2 separate regions of the Homo sapiens genome follow, and region 1 is linked to region 2. Evidence: chromatin loops called from intact Hi-C (ENCODE). Cell type or tissue: MCF 10A. All regions are shown on one strand. Links, peaks and the distances in the headings refer to the core of each region. The heading gives the core; the rest is flanking DNA. Region 1 has its middle 66 kb from the start of NECTIN1-DT. Region 2 overlaps LOC124902771 (a long non-coding RNA gene).

What was found. Hi-C counts contacts between places; a loop is a spot of excess contacts. Peaks named below come from ENCODE experiments on the same cell type or tissue, not always from the same donor. Only the 100,000 strongest peaks of a DNase experiment are listed, where the experiment ranks them.
Region 1: a loop joins it to region 2, with 2.3 times the contacts of the local background. A loop is called at or near these places in 1 of 110 quality-filtered maps.

The regions. Positions count from the first base shown.
Region 1 is chr11:119,790,228-119,800,697 of GRCh38, reverse strand. No RefSeq gene overlaps it. Among named protein-coding and RNA genes, the nearest start is that of NECTIN1-DT, 66 kb to the right of the region's middle. RefSeq lists an enhancer at 4,436-5,057. In MCF 10A, for the core only: no CTCF peak of the experiment used is centred there; a DNase peak (open chromatin) is centred at 5,307.
Region 2 is chr11:119,860,690-119,871,159 of GRCh38, reverse strand. It overlaps LOC124902771 (a long non-coding RNA gene), which reads right to left. Exons shown (of 2, transcript XR_007062920.1): 2 at 3,476-4,140. Among named protein-coding and RNA genes, the nearest start is that of LINC02744, 130 kb to the left of the region's middle. In MCF 10A, for the core only: no CTCF peak of the experiment used is centred there; a DNase peak (open chromatin) is centred at 5,099.

The DNA of each region.
Region 1 (10,470 bases), core at 2,603-7,602, 71 kb after region 2:
GCCTCCCATTGGGTCCCTATAGCTCAGCCACACAGGGGCCCATAGACAAACTCACAACTGAACCACAGGTAGCCAGGTGATTGGATTTACAAACCACAGTGGCTCATTGTCGGGGCTGGGGGTGCCTACAGGGTCTCCCCCTCTGGTCTCCTCTGTTTCCACTTCAGCTGTGGTCATAAGCATTAGAGCCAGGCTGGAATTTGGACCCTGGCTCTCAGTAAGCTACTTCATCACTCTAAAATGCAGTTCCTCCTCTGGAAAGTGGAGACAAAAATACTTACTCATAACAGTGCCATGAGAGCTAAACCCCAAGCACAGGGCTCACACATGACACGCTCAATTAGTGGTGGCTCTTAGGGCCATTCACAAGGCAGGCGCCAGCTCCACCCCTGCCATCAAGGAACACCTTCCAGATACCCAAGCACCTGCAGAGGCAGGCCAAGCTGTCAGTCTTACTCATCAAGTGGGACTTCCTTGTTCCAATTATCTGTCCCAGACCTTCCTTTTTGGATACAAGAGCAGTGTCTCCTGCTCTTAGGGGAAATGCTGGCTGCTCTCCAAGGCCACACTATCATGGCAGACCACTTCCCAGTGAGCCCAGCATTCAAGCAGGAGCTACCACAGATGGATACATTAGGGGTTGCCATATACCCTGACAAGGAGATCTTTTTAAGTAAAAGAAATGGCCACAGCTGTTCATTGTGTGACCATCCACTGATCACCCTCATGCACCAAGCACAGTGTTAGGCAATACCTGCAAACTGAGGCTCAGAAAGGTCAGGCGAGGTCAGACTTCTGGTCAGAGTTGTGGCCAGATCCACATGCCACTTTTCCACGAGCCACACCGCTCCCCTAGCAAAGAAGCGGTGACATGAATTGAGCAGGGCTAACTCACGTCAGTGCCGTGTGAAGCTCTGATGTGAGTTAGCCTGCTCTTGGGGTGCCTGGACACACAGGAGAGAGCCAGGCAAGAGTAGCTGGAGAACCATACAATGCACCACTGGTGCCAGACCTCTGAGTGAGGAAAGACTTCCCAGAGGAGGGATTGCTTGAGCTGAGTTTTGAAGGATGAGGAGGGGTTCCCTGGGCAGCCACAGGAAGGAAAGGTGTTCTGGGCAGAGACCACCACTAATGCAGAGGCTCCTGTGGCCCCATCACAGAGAGTGACTCTAGGTTCTATTATTGAATTCAGCCAACTCATCTACTATGAATAGATGCTCATGGTAGATTGAGCATCTACTATGTGCCAGCTCCTAGACTGGGCACTGAGAGGCTGAGGGAAATGGTGCTGGGCACTGGAGAGACAGATGGAATGACTCATGGCCCCTGCACCTGGGGAAGATTAGACAGGCATCTGGCAGGCACCCACACCCATAGATAGAGATATGAACAGAGTACAGAGGGAAAGAGGGACGGGAGAGGATGGTTTGGACAAGGACGAGGCAGGAGGATGGGGACTTGGGAAAGCTTCAGGGAGAGAGTGTGGCTCACCTGGGCCTTAGCGGAAGATGGGACTGTGAGAGGTCCCAGGAGCAGTGGGTAATGCCGGGGAGTTCAAAAAACACAGGATACAAAACCTACATACTTGAATTCAAATAGCTGATGACATTGGGCGACCCAATGTCAGTCAGTCTCCGAGGGATATCAATGGCTCACAATCAGGAAGAGTTTAATACACGACATTTTATAAATGTGTTGGCAGGGTGTAGGCAGAAGCAGGGCTGTTAACACCTCAAGGTCCGAAGGAAGGGAGTGGTTACCAGAACCCAGAAAGAGAGGCCACCACGTGAGTAGCACTGACCTCCAGTCAATGGACCTGGCCAGCCTGAGGTGACCACAGGAGAGGGATATGGGGGAAGAAATGCTTTGACTTCTCCTCCAACCTTTGGATCCCCTGCTGGGGCTTCCCATTGGCAGAACCCAGTGGGAATCCAGAGACACAGGGTCTGGTGGACTCAGTCCTAGCAGATCAGCTCCCTGGGGCAGAGACCAGGGACAGAGGATGGCCATGGATCTGGGGGTTAACAGAAGTTCCCTGGCACCTATAACAATCCTGACCCCGAGGTTCTTCCTCTGAAAGTGGGACAGCATGATCACAGTCCTAAGACCTTACCAGAGTTCGTGAAAGGATCATGTGAGATAGAAATGGCCAAAGGCTTTGCACAAAAGTAATCTGTGCTCCTTACAGCAGGCCTGCGAGGCATCCTTCAGTGCCTTCAGTCGGTCCTTTTAGAATTCATAAGGGAGATAATTTTACAGATGAGAAAACTCAAGTTCAAAGAAATTTAGTTGCCTCTCTATATTAGTTAACCCCTTACTTTGCAAGAGACAGAAACCCAAGTCAAACTGGCTTCAGCAAGAAGAAAAAAGTAATTGGCTCTCATAAGTGAGCAGTCCAGGAAAACAATATGGTTTTATTGTTTCAGACATGGTTGTATCCAGGCATTCATTCGATCAAGGTTACTGAGTATCTGTTTTCTCTATTGCTTCGCCCTGCTGTCCTGTGCTGGCTTTATTCTCAGGAAGAGTATTCCTGAGTGGTGAAAAAGCAGCTTCAGGTATATTTCCACCAGTTTAGCAATGCCAGGGGAAAGAGAGCCCCTTCCCCAAATTCCCAGCAAATGTTCTAAAGCTGACTTCCCTGACTCTGGACCAATCTGCATGTCCAGGCGATGAAAGCTCTCATTGGCCAGGCTGGGTCAAGCACCTCCCCTGCTCCCTGGAACAGGAAAGTAGGGCCAACACAGCTGAGAAAAGGCTAGGACAGGATGGGAAAAGGGACAGCCAGAGAGCTGACTTCCCAAAGGGAAGATGGCTGGGTGGCCAGAAACAAAGAGGGGAGTGGAGCTGTCCACCGGGCTGCCCAGGTATGCTTATGGCAGCCCATCCCAGGTCCAACCTGGCTGTCCGACTCCCAAGCTGTGTGTGTTTGGTCGGGGGAGGTTTATTTGTGTATTTTGGGTTTTTAGAAACTCTGCATCCTATGTCAGTGAGGTGCAATAAAAAGACAGGCGCATAGACGGGGCATGCATACAGGCTGGGGACGGCAGGAGTGATGAGGAAGGCAGGGCCTGTTCTGAAGGGTTCTGAGCTCTCAGCTAAGGGGTCTGGGGGCTGGCGCGGGCAGTGCTCAGGTCAGCCTGGCTGGTCCCAACCCCTCCATCTCAGGCTGACAGCCTCAGGATCAGGAGCTTGGGGGCTGATCTCTCGAGGTGCCTGCCCTGCTGAGTCCTCCTGCCACGTGTGTGACCTATTGCCCCCAGCTCCTCCCTCCTCTGCTTCCCCTCCACCTACTTAGAGCCTGATGTAAACGAAGCACCGGGAGTGCTTTGATTTCTTTTCTTTCCCACTTGAAGGCCTCCTCCCCCTCCTCACAAAAGCATGGCGTGTGTGTGCATGTGTGTGCCTGTGCACACGATGGCATGAGGCCCAGGAGCCCCCTTTTTCTCTGGGGCTGTGACGTCCCCATCAGGAGACAAGGGCTGCAGGCAGTGCAGAGAGGAGCATTTAAGGCTCTTGGCTCCCCGGCCTCTCTCTCGCTTTATTTACCACCCTTCCGAGGCACAGGGAGGATCTAAAGAGAGGATGGGGAATGGGATTTAATGCCAAAGCACTTCAGGTTCAGAGAGAGACAAGATTAGAAAAGGAGGGAGAAAGGAAAGGGGAGGGGAAGAGAGAAGAGAGGGGAGGATGAGGGCAGGGACAGAGAGGCAGGGATGAAGGCTGAGAAACAGAGGGAAAGGCAGCGACAGAGGTGGGGGAAGGCAGGCTGGTTCAGAGACAGGCAGGAGAGACACAAATACAGCACTGCCCAGGCCGAGCCCAACAGGAAGCTTGCAGATGGCCTCTATGGCCAAGCAGCCAGGCAGAGGGAGAGGACACAGGGAACCATTGGGTCTAGAGACCCAGGAGGAACAGGGCCATGGGGCTTCAAGCAATGAGTGAGTGTGTCTTGGCCTGAACTGGGGAGACAGATGTCCCCCAGCCTCTCTGGCATCACATTCCTCTTCCCTAGAGGGCCGAGTTCCAGCACATGGAGTGTAAATGGACGTGACAGGGCCCCTGCCCCTCTGGGCTCCTGTCTCCTTCCCAGCTGGTGTGCTGCGTGCCCCTGCTGGCCTCTGCAGCGCCTTCCTCCAAGGGGGTCAGCACGCCTGGCTCATCTTGGAGCCCTTCCAGCCCCACCCCACAACCCAGCCAGATCCACAGTCAGAGACTGGATGCCAGCATTAGAGCAAGGATGGGGTGTGGGGCCGGAAGTCCTCCTGCCCTGTCAGGCCCAGGAGCCCTGCCCCATCATAGGAAAGTGGCCAATGGCAGGTATAGATGAACCTTCCACCGAGTCTCCGTTCCAGCCTGACCACCATAGAGAAGAAGGTGCTGAGCCTACAGAGGTTTGTCTGAGGTCCCTGGAAACTGCCCAACTCAAGGTGCTGCTCCCCAATTACCACTGTGATCCCCAGTACCATGGGGGTACTCACTATTCCAGAGATGCCTTGGTGCCTCACTGCCCTGGTACCATCACCTGCTCATCTGATGGGGCCCAGAGGCCTGTATGAATTGGGACCATTGGGGGGTCCCAATGCTTCCCTCTCTCCCCTGCCTCCACTCCCCAGCATCTGCGCTGGCCAAGGGCAGCTAGACTTCCAGCGTTGATGTGTTACAGAATATGGATCATTATGACATCCCAAGGAAGGCCCCAGAGCAGAAGCTGGGAAGAAATAGATGGGCAGGCAGCCTCTCTGAGCCTCAGAGCTCATGAGGGGAGGAAGGGATTCTACATTCAGCCCCTCGCTGTCCTGTGACTCACTGTTCCGGAGGGGCCTGCCTCCCCCTCCTTCTCTGCATTTCTAGAATCCTATGCTCCATGAATTTTGCATCAGGTTCAGAGGTAGGAGGTATACTGCTGACACTGCCAAGCCTGCTTTCACTGTGCATGTGTGCATGTGTGCACGTGTGTGCATGCCATATATGTGCACACTAAACACCCCTGACCCTGCAGATGGTCTTGCACACTGACTCCAACACCCTGACTCACTTGCATCCATGGGCCTGTGCCTTCCTAATGCCCAATCACAATCTCGCCATGCCCATTGCAAAGTCAGGCACCCATCCTCACACCCTCACTGGTACACACGTGCACACCAGCCTGCGGTCACACTCAGATACCAGCCGCACACTCTCAGATCCGTCCGCAGCAGCCAAGGACTTTTCTGATGAGTTTCCTCATCTTACTCAGAGCAAATCCACATCTGGGCAGACACAGTCCCACACCCACGTTCCAACATACACCCCACCTGACCTGCCAAACACACTCAGACATTCCCAGCCTCACAGCCGGTGACTCACACCATCCAGCACTGAATGCGCGCGGCAATGCTCACGCTGCCTTTTCTCAATACTCATTTACATGCCCTTTAAAAAGCTATATGTTTTACTGCTTACAAAGCATTCTTATGCAGATTATCTTATTTATTCCTCTCAATAGCCCCAAGAAGTGGCATTTTGGTTATTATCATTTACTGTGAGGAAAGGAAAGCTCAGAGATGCCGGGGGCCCTTTCCAGGGTCCCATGGGTTGTATGAACCAAGGTGGGCAGGGATGCCTGTCTGTGTGGCTTCAAATATTCTGCTTATCCTCATAGCTGGTCACCGGCCTACACAGCATGTTTGTACCAACTGGAAAGAGGCATTCTCTTCAGGTCAACACAGCTCTGTGCCATGTGCCCTACTTGGCAACCAGAGCATGGGCTCAAGCTCAGACCTCACTCACCCCTTGGCTGTGCCCATGGGCACCTGCACCTGTACAGCACGCATAGCCGCTCTGCTCTTCCCAGGCACCTGCTGAGGGGTCCCTGCCCTCCTCAGCATCTCCATCTCTTTCCCTGTGCACTAGGCATGGCAGGGTCCTGCCCTAAACCACCTCTGAGACATAGCCCCTCACTTGACTTTGACCGAGAACCCCTGGCCCTGGACCCAAAATGCTTGGGAAGCCCCTCTTCCTGAGGCCTGGAAGGAAAGTCCCACAGGCAGCTCTAAGCCAGATGGAGAAACTTGGGGTGAGCTCTCTTGGGGGCCCCAGCCTCCCACACCCACCCGGCTCCCCGTTCCTCTTCCCTACACAGTGCCAATGTTGGAGCACGGAGGCCACCTGACCTCCCTTGCAGAGCCCCTCCACTTCCACTCCCTCCTTCTTTCCGGGAGCTTTCTGGGGCTCCGCATGCTGTTTGGTAAATAAATCGAGGGCAGCGGGAATAATATACCTGTCAAACGCAGCCGGCTTCCAATTTCTGCTGTCAGGCCCGCCCAGCCGTGCCACTCCAAACCCACTGACACGCTGCCACAAGCAATACATTTCCCGAGACCCCCAACGGCGGGGAGGGCTGGGCTCACCAGGGGATTCCCCACTAGTTGGTGTTGCTGCAGGGCAGACCCAAAGAAGAACTGCCCAATGGAAGAGCTGGTAGGAGAAGAGCTGTGGCAAGGCTGGGGGTGGGGGGCGGTTCTGGAAAAGCGGGTGAGTTTCTGGGCTGCCTTGGAGGGCAGTGGAGGCAGAGGCAGAGGAGTGGGTGAAATGACCCTCTGACCCTCTCTGCACAGGAGGGAGTCAGAGGTCATTGAACCCCATCACCATGGGAGTAGCTGCCCAATACTGGTCCTTCCTAATAAGTGGGCAATGCTGTTTTGAGGTAAAATCCTGGAAACTGAGGTCAGAAAGGAGCAGGGGTCACTAATTCCAGCCCTCTTCCCCCAGCTGAGCTGCGCTTTCATAGCCACAGGTGTTCGGGGCTTAGCCAATGTTAAAGACCTTCCAGGAACAGCTCCACCCAGCTCAGCACGAGGAGCTCTCTAGCCAGGGAGCCCTTGCTCCGGTCTGACCCTGACACTGTGGAGCTCAGATCATCTGCTCTGTGCTAACCTTGGGGCCACCAGAACAGGGCAGCACTGAGCCTTCCCTTTGCCGGCCCCCTGCCACCCCACACACTCACCCCACTCAGTGTCCCAGCCTTCTCATCCCTCAGGTGGAAAAGCCGCACCTTTCTCCTCGGCTCCCCACAGCCTCCAAGTCATGTCTATGAGCTCCCCAAGCCCTTGTGCTCCTAATTAACTGCTCAGCTGTGGGCCCGGTGGATGCAAGTGAGTCAGGGTGTGGGCCTCCCCACATGTCCTTAATGCCTCTGCGGGCTGGAAGAACCCTGGGAGCAGAACACACCCATTCCCATGGGGGTTCCAAGCAAGGCCTTTCACTGCCAGTTGCCCCACACCAGGTCAATTCAGGAAGGAGAGGCCCTTGGATTTGGAGCTGGAGGCTGGGGATAAGAAGCAGAGACGGCCCAGGCAGACATTCTTCCTGTAGCTTCTCTCTTTAAGAACCAGGGGCCTGGGACCTCCTAGCTAAGGGGTGACGTGGTGCACAGCATGGAATGCAGGGGGCCAGAACAAAGGTAGAGCCTCTTCTCTGGGAGAATTTTGTTGTTGATTCAAGGATGAGAGGACTTTCTCAGAGCAGTAGGGCCTGGCCCCCAAAAGCACAAGCCACTAAGCTGTGTCCCAGGCTCAACGCCCACTCCAAACCAGTGCCAAGCCATTTCCTCCATTTTCTTCAAGCACTGGCACACATCTGTACCCCTTGAAAATGCTCCCTCCAAATTTCAGCCCCTCCACATAGACAATTAGAGGTGGAAGGGAGCCAGGAGCTCCTCTCACCTGACTCCTCATTTTTACAGGGGGAGGAAACGGAGGCTGAAGAGGGTTCAAGGCCCAGAGAGGACCATGGTGAGTGATTTCCAGTAAACCAGGTATCTTTCTGAGCCTCAGTTTCCTTATCTGTAAAATGAGGAGAGAATCCCTGTCTATCATAGGGTCAATAAAAGATACACTTCATGAGAGCAAGGATTTTTTTCTTTTTTGCTACTGCTGTACTCCCAGGACCAAGCTTGACAGTAGGTATTTGTAATAGTAAGTCTGTCTCAGTGAATGAATGCAAAGCACTTAGTAGGTGCTTATTAAATGGGAGCCCCTGTTATTCAAAATCCTAGGGAGCTAGCAAGAAACCCTGGCCTCCTGACTCCTGCCCCACCCGCATGGCTTCTCCCCATCCCTGCACCGCAGCCCCAACCTTTTTTTTTTTTTTTTTTTTGAGATAGAGTCTCACTCTGTCACCCAGGCTGGAGTGCAGTGGCACAATCTTGGCTCACTGCAACGTCTGCCTCCTGGGTTCAAGTGATTCTCCCACCTCAGCCTTCCGAGTGGCTGGGATTACAGGCACACGCCACCACACCAGCTAATTTTTGTATTTTTGTAGAGACAGGGTTTCACCACGTTGGCCAGGCTGGTCTTGAACTCCTGACCTCGTGATTCGCCCACCTCGGCCTCTCAAAGTGCTGGGATTACAGGCATGAGCCACCACACCCCGCCAGCCCCAACCTTTCCTTAGGGAACTGGAAACAGGGCAGAAGTGAGGGAATCTCTCTATGAAGAAAGGGGTAGGCCTGAGCTCCCTTGTCACCACCCACTGAGGAGCCGACAGAGCAAGGGGGACCTAGCACATTTGTTTCCATGTCATGCAGAGGAACCAAAATAAACACAAACAAATTTGGCAACACAAGCTCAGGGTGGGCCAGCCCCACTCTGCCCTCCCTGCTGAGCCACTGCTGTTTGCTCATAGAGATGAAGCTGAGTAACTCTCAGCCACCCACTGAGCTGGGAAGCTAGCCCAGCCCAGCCTCCACACAGCCACAGGAGATGGGGGAGACAGGAGACTTGCAATCTTGCTCCTAGTCCTGGGGCCTCGGTGCCTTCCGAGGAAAAGCCTTCCTGGGCTGTGGCATGTGGGATTTAGTTCAGCTCCACGGGAGGCCTCCTGTCCCCTCGGTTTGCTGTACGCAGAGGTTATGGAGTATCAGTAGGAGGGGAGGGGGAGCAGGGACACGGGAGGCTGGTTAAAGGGCCCTCCTGCTTTGTGGCTGGGGTTGCATGAGCTGCCTTCTTGGGTCCAGGCTGCCTCTGGAGGTACAACCAAGCAAGGGGGGCCCCACACAACGCTCACTCAGTCCAGACCAGAGAAAGGGATGGAAAGGGCAGGGGGCCACCGTCCAGCTTCCATGTCAGCCACTTCTCGCATCCAGGGTCCCCACACCAAGATGCCCTCAAGCTATTTCCGTTTCTCTCTTTCTTTCTCTCTCTCACTCACTCACACTCACCCTCACACACAGTGAGCAGCAGGGTCCTCACAGCAGGAAGCTGGTTAAGGGTGCCCAGACAGTGAGTGGGGCAAGTGTCAGGGCAGTAGCCTGCACTCCTGGAGCTCCGTGCATCCCTCCTGCCCCAGCCGTCCTGCACCAGTGAGGGATGTGCAGACTCTCTGGCTGTCAGAGGACAGGAGGGTCTGGACAGGACCAGGCAGGGAGCCTCAACCACTGCAGCACCCCAAGGGAGGAACCTCCATTCAACTTGGAAGCACGCCTGTCCTCACCCCAGCCCCTGCCCACATGTGCACACACACAAGGCCCAGGAAGAGGAGGATCTGGATTAGCCAAACAAAAAGCCCAAGCTTGAAATGAAAGCCAGAAGGGCCCTGAGCTGGGCTTTGCTGGACGCGCTTTCTGTCGTGCACAAAAAGACTCTTAGCTGCAGCCCTGATCCTCACCAATTCCTGACGCCCTGCCTAAGCACTCCCTCCTCCCAGAAGCCTCCCCAGAATTTGTCCAGGCAGCCCTCTCTCCCTCCTCTTAAGGGGGCATAGCTGCAGTACCATATATGGTTGTAGAATTGGGTATTAACATTTTCTTTAGTATTCAAGTGAGATTTGCACACACACAATACACACATATGCAAACGCAAGAATAGATGCAGATATGCACTTATGCGTGTGTGTGTGTGTATGCAAGTGTGCACACCCCCCACCACATGCACACACGGTGCTGGGCCTCTGCCTTCATGTTCCAGCTTCAGTCTGATGCCATCATTCTGCTGTCCTGTCGGCATCTGTGTGATGGTACTAGCTTGTGGGGTGACCGAGTGTGGCCTCAGTCATTCCCTGGTGTCCCCACAGAAGCTCCTGGGACAGTGCACGGCTAACGACACTAGTCTGTGATCAGATGGACCTGGTTTGACTCTTGTCCCAAATGGTGTCAGGCAAGCCCCTCCCTGCCTCTGTGCCTGGGCTCCGGGTCGGCTTCCCTTGTAGTGTCACTGTAAGAATTAAACAAAAACATGGTACCCAGCAGGCGTTCTCTAACAGTATTTCCATTACTGTCCCTTCATAAAAGATTAGAGAGATGATGTAGATGAGGACAGATTTCAGCTCAGAAAGCAAGGAGCTTTTTCAAAGTGTCCAGTCTCTCCGGCAATGTCATCTTCTAATTCAGGGCAAGACAGGGGGAGCCCAGGCAAGCTCTGTCTTGCCGGGGCCGGGGACACACCCAGGATGGTGACAGCCCCCATGCTAGCTTGCTCTAGCTCCCACAGA
Region 2 (10,470 bases), core at 2,303-7,302:
TCCCCACCACTTCTATACCCTCATTCTGTCCATCCTCCTCTCCAGCTATGCTGGCCCCTTTGCTCCTCAAACACAGAAAGCACACAGTTCCCTCCATCTGGAATGCTCTTCCCCCCACACCCCAGATACTCACAAGGCTCACTCTCTCACTTCCTTTGTCTTTGCTCAAATATCACCTTTGGAGAGACATCTTTTCCAAGCCCTTCCACAACAGCACTGCTTCATGGTCACCTCTTATTCCCTTATCCTTCTTTATTCTCCTTCTTAGAACTTACCATCACCTGACATAGAATTACTTGTTTACTTGCTTGCTGTCTGTTCTCCCCCACTCCTACCTCCCCAACTAGAAGGTAAATTCCATCAGGAAGAAAGAGTTTATTTGTATCATTCATTTCTATATCGCTAACACTTAGGACATAAGTGTTATGCTTGGAACCTAAGAGGCACCCAAGAAACATTCACTGAATGTATAAATGTTTGAATTTGAATTTGTAAAGGGGTCACTTTGGGAGGAAAAAGAAATGGAGAGGGACAGCCATGGGGACAGTGGGTGACCTGGGAACTTCATGTTGTCACTCGGGAAGGCAAAGTTGGAGGTGATGGAGAAAAAAATCAGATGGGGATGCAGAGTTGGTAGGACATGGAGGCTGACTGGGTGGGGGGAATGGGAACAGAAAGGAACCAGATGGCTCTCCAGGTCCTGACTCAATGGCCAAGTGGTTGTTAGTGCCTCTGATTGAGAAAGGAAATGCAGCAGGCCAAGCAGGTTTGGGAGAAGGTGAGGAGCTGGTTTTAGAAATGCCGAGGTTGAGACGACATGCACATCCAAGAGGAGGTGACCAGCAGGCAGCTGGATACACAGGTGTGGGTCTCAGCAGCACACCAGAAATGGAGATCTGCTGCGCGATAGTGTCATTTAAAGTAATGCGTGTGTAGTAAATCACCTGGGAAGATGGTGTAGAGTGAGAAAAGAAGAGGAAAAATGGTCAGAGCCCTGGGGAGTGTGGACATGTAAGAAAAGAGAATAAGAAATAATGACTAAGAAAAACTGGTGAGGGACGTTTAAAGAGAACCAAGAGACAAGGGTGTCATGGTAATAAAGGCAAGGATCCAGTTGTTCAGAAGGAGGGAGCAGTTAACAGTGTCAAATGCCAGGGGCAGTAACAGAAGGATAAGGGCTGAGGAGGGCCCATTTGGTGTGTAATATGGTGACCACCCATGGCCTTGGCTGGATGTGAGTCTGTCATGCAAGAGCAGAAACCAGGCTACGCTGGTTGAGGAGATATGGGAAACAGCAGAAAAGCAACAGCAAGTACGGACCACTCTTTCAAAAAACTTGGCTGAGCAAGGGAGGAAAATGAGAGGGCATTAACCAGAAAGGAATCCTAGTGGTCAAGAGTTTTGTTTCACCACATGGGATGACCTGAGCATCTTTATGGGCTCAGGGAAAGGGCCAGGGGAGGCCAGGGTGGGCTCTAGGTCTAGGCAGAGAGAGGATGGTTAAAGGAGTGTAGCCATTGGGGTGGAGCAGGAGGGAGATGCACGCTGCGGAGCAGGGATGTGTGTGGGGCAGAGAGAGGAGAGACCAGAGCTCACACTATGATTGCAGCCCAGTGATGCTCACCAGGGTGGGAAGACCAGGAGAGGGACACATGAAAATGCATGGGACACCTACAACTGAAGCATGTGAACTAGGGCCCAACAGCTGCTGCTGGGCAGAGTGACAGACACAGTGTGGAAGGGGATGACAGAGGGGTTCACACTGGCCAGACCAAGTGGGTTAGTAAAGGGAGGCTTTGTGGAGGAAGCAAATTGTAAGAAGAAGGTTGAAAAATACAGGGCTTGGGAAAGGACTTTCTGGTCTGGAAAAAGGGCTGGTTTGGAGCCGTCAAGGCAGGCAGAGGGGGAGGTACAGAGAGCCACATGTGATAAGTAAGACACACAGGCAGGTGCACACAGGGAGTCCAGGGTGGTGGTCAGAATGGGAACTATGAAGGCAGGACACTGAGTTCACACCTGGCTCAGTTACAGCTTGGCTGTGTGACTTTGGACAAGGTGTTTAATTTTTCAGTGCCTCAGTGTCCTCATCTGTAAAATGGAGACCATAACATGTAAAGTACTTGGTGCTATGATTTTTCAGGCATCTGTTCCACAACTCATAACTTAGGGCTCAGGTAGTCTTATGAGTTCACAGTCTATCTGTCATAATAGGCAGAGAGACGGACAGACAGCTAGAGATAGGTGTGCAAACAATGCTTCTCACCTTTACTTATTTCCTACTTTATCAGGAAACATAATTTGGCCACTTTTTCCTCGGAGGCAGGAAAACAGTGAAATTGCTCATTTCTAAATTCTCAGTCCTGAAATTGGGGCATCCAGGTGGCTGCTTGGCCTGTGGGTGGGGAGAGAATGGCAGGAAGTTGTTGACACCAAGTGTCTAAACTGTCACCTTCTGGTCAGGTCTTTGGCTCAAAGAAACACAGTCATGAAGGGCTTTACGATCCAATAGAAAAACAAGGGAATTTTGACCAGCTTCTCCTCCCCTCCCAACTGCCCTACATCCCACAGCAGACATGATAGTTTTCCTTTCAATATTCATTTTTCTCTTCTTCCAAAGCAATAGAAATTCCCTGGGCACATGGCCACCAGAGGAAGGCTGCACAGCCTCCTTTGCAACTAAGCACGGCTATGTGACCAAGTGCCAATGGTGTGCAAGCATAAGTATTGCGTCAGAACTGCCAACAGGCTCCCTTAAAATACGGCTGGTGCATGTGCCCTTTGCCTTTTCTTACTTGTCTCTTTCTCCATGAAGCCACCCAGGACATGGATATGATGGCAGCCGTCTTGAACCATGAAGACAGAGCTACACAATAGAGATGGCGGAACAGCCAGTGGGCAGGATCATGGCACCCTGACGTTCCCTGCTGCCTCCAGGTGTTCACTAGAGAGAAATCTCGACTCTCATCTATAGAAGCCCCTGTTGTGTTGGTCACTGGTAGCTGAAGCCAATCCTAACGGAAGCACAACACCCCAGGTGGCTCAAGCTCCGGGGCCACTTTCTGTAGCAACCTTGATGGTTCCTAATTCAAATGAGTAAACAGAAAGAGGATCTACAGCTTCTGACCCCCCTGCCTCCATCTGGCCAGAAACTTCGCTGGAATAATAATAGCAACCTGTATCGTGTTTTATTATTCACAATGCGCTTCCTCAAACATGAGCTCATTAGATTTTCCCAGAAACTCTGCAGGGTAGCCAAGACTGGTATTTCTATGTGCTCCATTTTCAAAGATAAGGAAACGTGGAGAAAGGAGTTTAAGTATTTTGCACGCATCACACAGTCAATAAGAAGTACAGTCAAGAAACCTGGATCTCCCTCCCCCAAGCTTAGAGCTTTTTTCAGAACACTCAGCTGCCAGTCTTCAGGTGGTTCTGGGCAGAAAGAACTAAGGGAAGAAGAATCCTGGGGCCAGAGGGGTATAGTGTGGGATAGTTTTAATTCCTTTAGAAACTATTTTATTATGAAAAACACACATAACATGAAATCTGCCCTCTTCACCAAAATTTTATGTGTACAATACATTATCATTAACACTAAGCACAATGATCTACGTCTCTGGAACTCTCTCATCTTGCATGACTGACTCTATGAACATCAATTCTCCTTGAATAGTAACTCTCCATTTCCCCCTCCTCCCAGGTCCTGGTAACCACCACTCCACATTCTGCTTCTGTGGGTTTAACTGCTTTAGATGCCTCATATAAGTGAGATCATGAAGTATTTGTCTTTCTGTTATTGGTTTGTTTCACTCAGCATAATGATCTCAAGGTTCATTTATTTTGTTGAATGTGAAAAGATTGCCTTCTTTTTTGTGGCTGAGTAATATTCCACTGCAATGTTATTCACAATAGCCAAGATGAGGAAGCAGTCTAAATGTCCACCTGCATGTGTGGATATAGAAAATGTGGTATATACACATAAGGAGGGGCTGTTTACCAAGCCCAGGTGGCACATCACACCTCAAGTTCCACCTGTAGGTTACCATAGGCCAGAGAGCACTTCCCAGGGTAGCTGGAGGAGACTTCATCCAGGCTTTCATCCAAGTGTTTGGCATTTGCAGCAAGGTACCTTGATAGATGTTGCTGGGGAAACAAGATGTTGAGTAGGTTATAGGATGAGTGTGAGAATATCATTTATAACATAAGGCAGAGAGCAACACATGCCACTGAAGAGGTGAAGATGAAGTCTAAAGCAATCCAATCCAGCCAGTAACTTTCATCTGCTCTCTGAACAAAAGGCTGGGTGTGAGGCACTAAGAACACAGGAGTGAAGAGGACAGCATGGTTCCTGCCTCTTGAGCTGTTCATCTGGTTCCATCACCCTCCCAAGAGCATGGATTCCAAAGGAGGCAGCTTTGAAGCCTGGGAAATACCTGGACATGTGAAGATAGGTCTGGGGTGGGAGATACAAAGAAAAGAATGTCTGTGCAGGGTTCAAAGACATATAAGGCAGGGCTTCCAAGTCAAGCATGAACCTAGCAATACAAAGTTGCCAATGCCCAGTGCCTAGGGCTATATTAGTGACAGTGCATGCCATTAGTTCCAGAAGTAGGGACTGGAGTGGTCAAGGAGGACTTCATGGAGGAGGTGAGACTTCAACTGGGACTTACAGAATGGGTAGGATTTTAGGCCGGGCGCGGTGGCTCACATCTGTAATCCCAGCACTTTGGGAGGCTGAGGTGGGTGGATCATGAGGTCAAGAGATTGAGACCATCCTGGCCCACATGGTGAAACCCCACCTCTACTAAAAATACAAAAAATTAGCTGGGCATGGTGGCACGTGCCTGTAGTCCCAGCTACTCGGCAGGCTGAGACAGGAGAATCGCTTGAACCCGGGAGGCGGAGGTTGCAGTGAGCTGAGATCGCACCACTGCACTCCAGCCTGATGACAGAGCGAGACTCCGTCTCAAAAAAAAAAAAAAAAAAAAAAAAACCAGAATGGGTAGAATTTTAATAGGTGGAGAGAGGACAGAGAGGAGGCTTCATGCATGTTATGAGTAACCATGTGCTGAAATGCACAAGGTGGGGTGGGTGAAGGAGGAATGATTCATTGGGCCTGAGCCAAGAGTTTGGGCTGAGGAGTAAATAACAGGGACAGTGTCCCTGGCAGGGTTAGTTTGGAATTGAACACCAGGCCAGGAAACTTGGATTTAGGTGCAGGAGTGATGTGATCAGGCTTCAGGGAGGCCTCTGGCAGGGTGTGCAGGGAGGACTGAAGGGAGAAGCAGGAGGTGACAGACTAGGAGGCTGGGTGTGTGGGCAGGGTACTTAAGTGGCAGGCAGCAGGGCTGGGTATGAGAGCCAGCAGAAGGAGGAACTCATAGGCCTCAGGGTGTCGCCATCAGAGAGGATGCAGTCCCTGGTCAGCCAGCTTCCAGGGGAGGGCCCAGCCTCTGTGGAACAAAATTGTCCAAAGCATGGCTGTCGGCCTGTGGCAGCTCCCACCCAACGAGAAGCAGGTATTGCTCAAGCACACTGTGTTCTCCATATGACTCCTGTGTGACGGCTCCCCAGGGGGCAGACTCTTAAAGGGGCTCCCGCAGGAGAGGCTGAGGCCATCTGGGGTTGTGGCCAGCCCACCTGAGGCCACAGAGACCACCAAGGCCATGAGAGATCAGGAAGAAGGGGAGGGGTTCCCTTGAGCAGGACAGGGAGAGACATCAGCCTCCTCTCTCCAAGCGACAGTCACTCAGTTGCTCCTGCCCAGCGGCCTGACTCCTGTCTCCACCCTGGGGTCAGCTCCAAAAAGTCCAAGTTCTAGCGCAAGAAGGTGAGATGCAAATAGCCCAAGAGGCAGAGCCACTGCCAAGCACAGTGGCCCATTCATTCATCTCTGCCAGGAGTTGGTATGGAGAGCCCTAAGGAGAGGCTCTCCCAGTGATTGATGGTGTTTCCAGAGGTTATTAACTGAGTTGGACTTGGTCTCTTTGGGCTGATCTATGATCCAGGGACAGTTTTAAAGTATGTGGCTTTTGGGTGCTGGATTATCGAAAAGAGTTAAAATTGAAGTAGTCATTCAAAGCACTGCCATCTGTCACAAGCTGCCGGCCGGGGCTCCTCCGGGCAGGATGGGAGGGTGGGCGCTGTGCCCTTGTCCCTTTTCCAACGCATCCTCCCTGGTGCCCCTGGGCCATGTGCAGTTGATGGTCCACCCGAAGCAGGAAGGGGCCATGAGAACCAGGCAGGGGAGAAGGAGCAGGTATCTCCAGCCCAGTTTTTCAGGGGGCAGGTCCTCTTCTTAGGCTCACAAACATTTTCCTCCTGGCAGGTAAAATAATATCAGTAACAGTACTACTGGTTGACATTTACTGAGAACCTATTATGTGTTGAGTACCAGTCCAGGCGCTTTACCTGCATGAGAGCATTTACTCCTAACTGATAATGCAGTGAAGTAGACACGATTATGATCTTTTGAGAGAGGGGGAAGCCGAGGCATGAGGGTATGGAAAAGGAACTTGGCCAAGGTCATGGGGGATGATGCAGCCAGGATTTGAAGACAGAAGTCTGGTTCCAGAGCCTGGACCCTAAGCCACGTGCTTCATCTCAGGCCTGTGCACAGGCTTGCCCCTCCCCGGGGAGCTTGAGCCCTCCCCTTCTCACCTGGCTCTTCTATGACATGCTCCACTTCCTCAGAGCAAGGTCCCTGCCACATTTGTATTTATTGCTCCGTGCATTTGTTTAACACCTGCCTTTCCGTCTGGACTGTAAACTCCGAAGGTCAGTAAGAGCTGGTGGGTGGGGCTCCTGGGGGAGGTGGTGGTGTTAGGTGCTGAGCAGGGCTGAAAGTGGCTCCCTTGCTTATCCTGCTCTCTTCCGCCCACAGGTGCTGAGCAGGAGCAGCTGCTGCCTTATGGCCTCTAAAGATTCCCTGGGCCTGGGGTGGTCTGTGGGAGAGGCTGCAGTTCCCCATTCTCATCAATGCCCCTCCTTCATCCTCAGACACGAAGCAACTCCCGGACCTCTCCAGCTCTCCCTCCACGCTCAGCCCTCAGTGATCCTCCCCTCCCAGGCCCTCCATCAGAAGCATGAAATATTAATCGGGGATTAGCCGCAGGCTGCTCATCCTCCCGCCAGGAGTGCAGCCCAGAAACTGTGATGAGGGCAGGAGGAAGGCAGGGGGCCTGGCGGGGGTGCAGCCCAGGCTGGGCGCTGGCCACCATCAAATCATGCAGATTAAAGGACGTGCAGGCTGGAAGGGGCCTCCAGAGGCCGTTTTCATCCCTGCTCCTGGCTTGCAGCAGGAAACGACTGCACAGATTCCGAACACAGGCTGTGTCCAGGGATAGGGATGGGGGCTGCTTTTGCCCCTGCGTAATCTCCACCAGTCGCCACATCAAAGTAATAATATATATTTTCTGGTGTAGGCAATTGACATTTTTCAATCTTATGAAAAGCATGTGAATAAGAGCGTTTCTTAGAAAACAATCTATTTTTGTCAGTTTATAACAAACAGTCTCTGCAAAAACCGTGTGTGTTGCCCATGCACGATGCATATGACACATACGCAGCTTCCAGACAGACAAGGGGCCCAGCCCTCCCCACCCCCACCCTGGGAGCTCCTGCCCTTTGGGCACCCCCAAAGCCTCTCCAGTGGAAACACAGGAGCCAAGGCCTCAGCTCCTCTCCTCTAGGAAAAAGGGCAGATCAGAGAGTGGCTCCTGCAGCCACATTGTGACCTGCCGCACCCTTGAGCTATGCTGGAGGGCTGCCCCAGAGCTCCGCGGCCTGCCTGCATTACAACACGAAAACCTCTTTGGAAATGGTTTATTACCCCTCTCCCCCACGCTGGCTGTAATCTTTGCAAGGGCAAGTGTCCTGGCCCCATTCACCTGGTGTTCGGTCCATGGGAAGGGCTGAATGAGTGTTTGGTGAATGTCCATCCTCCTCATCCTGCTTCTCATTTGCTCCAAGGTCTCTCTGAGTTCTTGGTCTCTCTGAGTTCTCCTCCTCGCTCCCTCTCTTCCTCCCACTCCGTCTCACCTCTCTGGTCTCTGCCTCTCCCTGTCTTGCTCCCTGTCTTTTTCCTACCTTATCTATTCCCATTCTCTCTCTTACCTCCCACTCCAGGTCCCTCCTCCCATCTCTCTGATTTGGTCCAGAAATGACTATTTGGCCAAGATGATGAACTGGTCATAAAGAAAACATGAGCTGTTGGTTGGAAACGTTCATTTACAACTAATTTTCAAAATAAAAAAAATTATAAAAACACTGCCAAGAAAGCTGAGCCGAGCAGGTTGAAAACAAATTAGAAATGTTTAAAAAGAAGGGAGGAGGACCCCAATTTGAAAAATTCCAGAATTTTTTTATACTTTTGTCTTTGGGTTGCGCTTTTTTTTTTTTTTTTTTTTTTTTGGAGATAGAGTCTCACTCTGTGGCCCAGGCTGGAGTGCAGTGGTGCGATCTTGGCTCACTGCAAGCTCTGCCTCCTGGGTTCAGGCCGTTATCCTGCCTCAGCCTCCCGAGTAGCTGGGACTACAGGTGCCCACCACCACGTCCAGCTAATTTTTTTGTATTTTTAGTACAGATGGGGTTTCACCGTGTTGGCCAGGATGGTCTCGATCTCCTGACCTCGTGATCTGCCCGTCTCGGCCTCCCAAAGTGCTGGGATTACAGGCGTGAACCACCACGCCCGGCTGTGCTGCTTTTAACTTATAAAATGCACATTATAGAAAATACAGACAAGCACAAAGAACATAAAGAAGTGTAAGCCCCCATTCAGACACAGCCACTGAGAACACCTGGGCACCTGCACCTCTGCATTCTTCCCAGCATGTGTGTGTTACCACTTCCCAAAGAAGGTTCTAGAACTTCAGTCCCTTGAGCTATAAAACAACAACACAAACAGCAGCAACACACCTGGTCAAATTTCAAAAAGTACTGTACATTCTACCCTCTTCTTGGAGCTTTGTAGTATTCATTGTAATGAATATTTATTGTAATATTCATTGTAAATGCATGTAAAGCTCTATAGAGAGCCTCAGTTAGGAAACCCATTTAAACTTTGCCATTCCCTAAACTCTATGAATCCAGAAGCTGTTTTTTCACCAGGTAGCTATTAATGTCCATACTCATGTCTCCAAAAAAAAAATCTTGCCAAATAATGAGAAATAAATATGTATCTACAGATTTAGTTTACAAAAATAGAATCTTATTATACATTCTGTTTTGTAAGACTATGTATGTTTCCTACTAATCCCTGTTATTGGATATTTAGGTTATTTCCCACTTTTTATTATCATTTATATTATCCTAAACAGTACAGAGTGGGAATAAGAGGTTGAGTGTGAATTAGAAATCAAAAACACAAAAGGAGATAAATTCTGAAAAGTAAACATATCTAAAAACAGATAAAGATTGCAAAACCCTCCTTGTGGTACACAAAAATTCCCAACCCAGGTGCAAATGAATGTTTAACAAATATGTATTGAGCACCTACTATGTACCAGATACCATTGGAGGTTTGGGAGTACGGTAAGACAGACAGAAATCCCTGTCCCCATGACCATTACAGGCAGGTGTCAGGACACAGCAATGACTGATTAAACGGGAGGGAGATGCACGGCAGAGGGGGAGTGGAGGGATGGCCAGGTCAGGGGCAATTTTAAATGGTCTTTCCAGAGACCACCGGGCTGCAAGTGTAAAATCCCAGCAAAGGACTTGTGGGAGGTGAGGGAGCAAGCCATGTAGACATCTCAGGAGGAGCAGTCCAGACAGGGGGCAGGCAAGTGCAAGGGCCCTGGGTGCCAGCAAGTCTGGTCCTGCCCCTCCAAACACTCGTTAGGCCCAGGGCCTCCTGGGGCCCAGGATGGGGAGGGTGTGTCTGGATTTGCCATCTCAGGGCAGTCATGGGTTGGAGACTGGGCTTCAGCATCCTTATTACGTGGACATAAAGGGGCACAGCCATTGCACCCTAAACTGTTAAGGGGACAGACATGGTTATGTTTGACAAATTCATTATTTTAATGAGATTTATGTTAGTATCAACATGCTGTCAACTAAACTACCCCCCATTCTTTCCCAGTCCATCACTCCAAAGGCCAAGGATGCTGGCTCCATGCTGATGGGCTGTTTTAAAAGCCCTTAACCCCCCTGAAAGCTCCTCTGGCAAGTCCATGGCTTTGCTGCCTCCCCCTGCTCTGGCTAGGCTGCCCCTGCCAGTTTCACCAGCTCTGGGCCCAGATCAGGAAATAAGAAGGGCGCTGGCCATGGCTTGCAGGATATGCCAGGGTCTAGAAGTGGGGCATGGCTTGCAGGATATGCCAGGGTCTAGAAGCTCTGCCAGGCAAATCACCCCAGATAGCCATGGCTTTTCTGCAAGGTGTGTGCAAACCACATATGGGAGGAGGCAGGGCAGATCTAGACATGCAGAAACCACAGAAGGAAAACAGGGAGACAGGGGCAAAACGTGGAAGA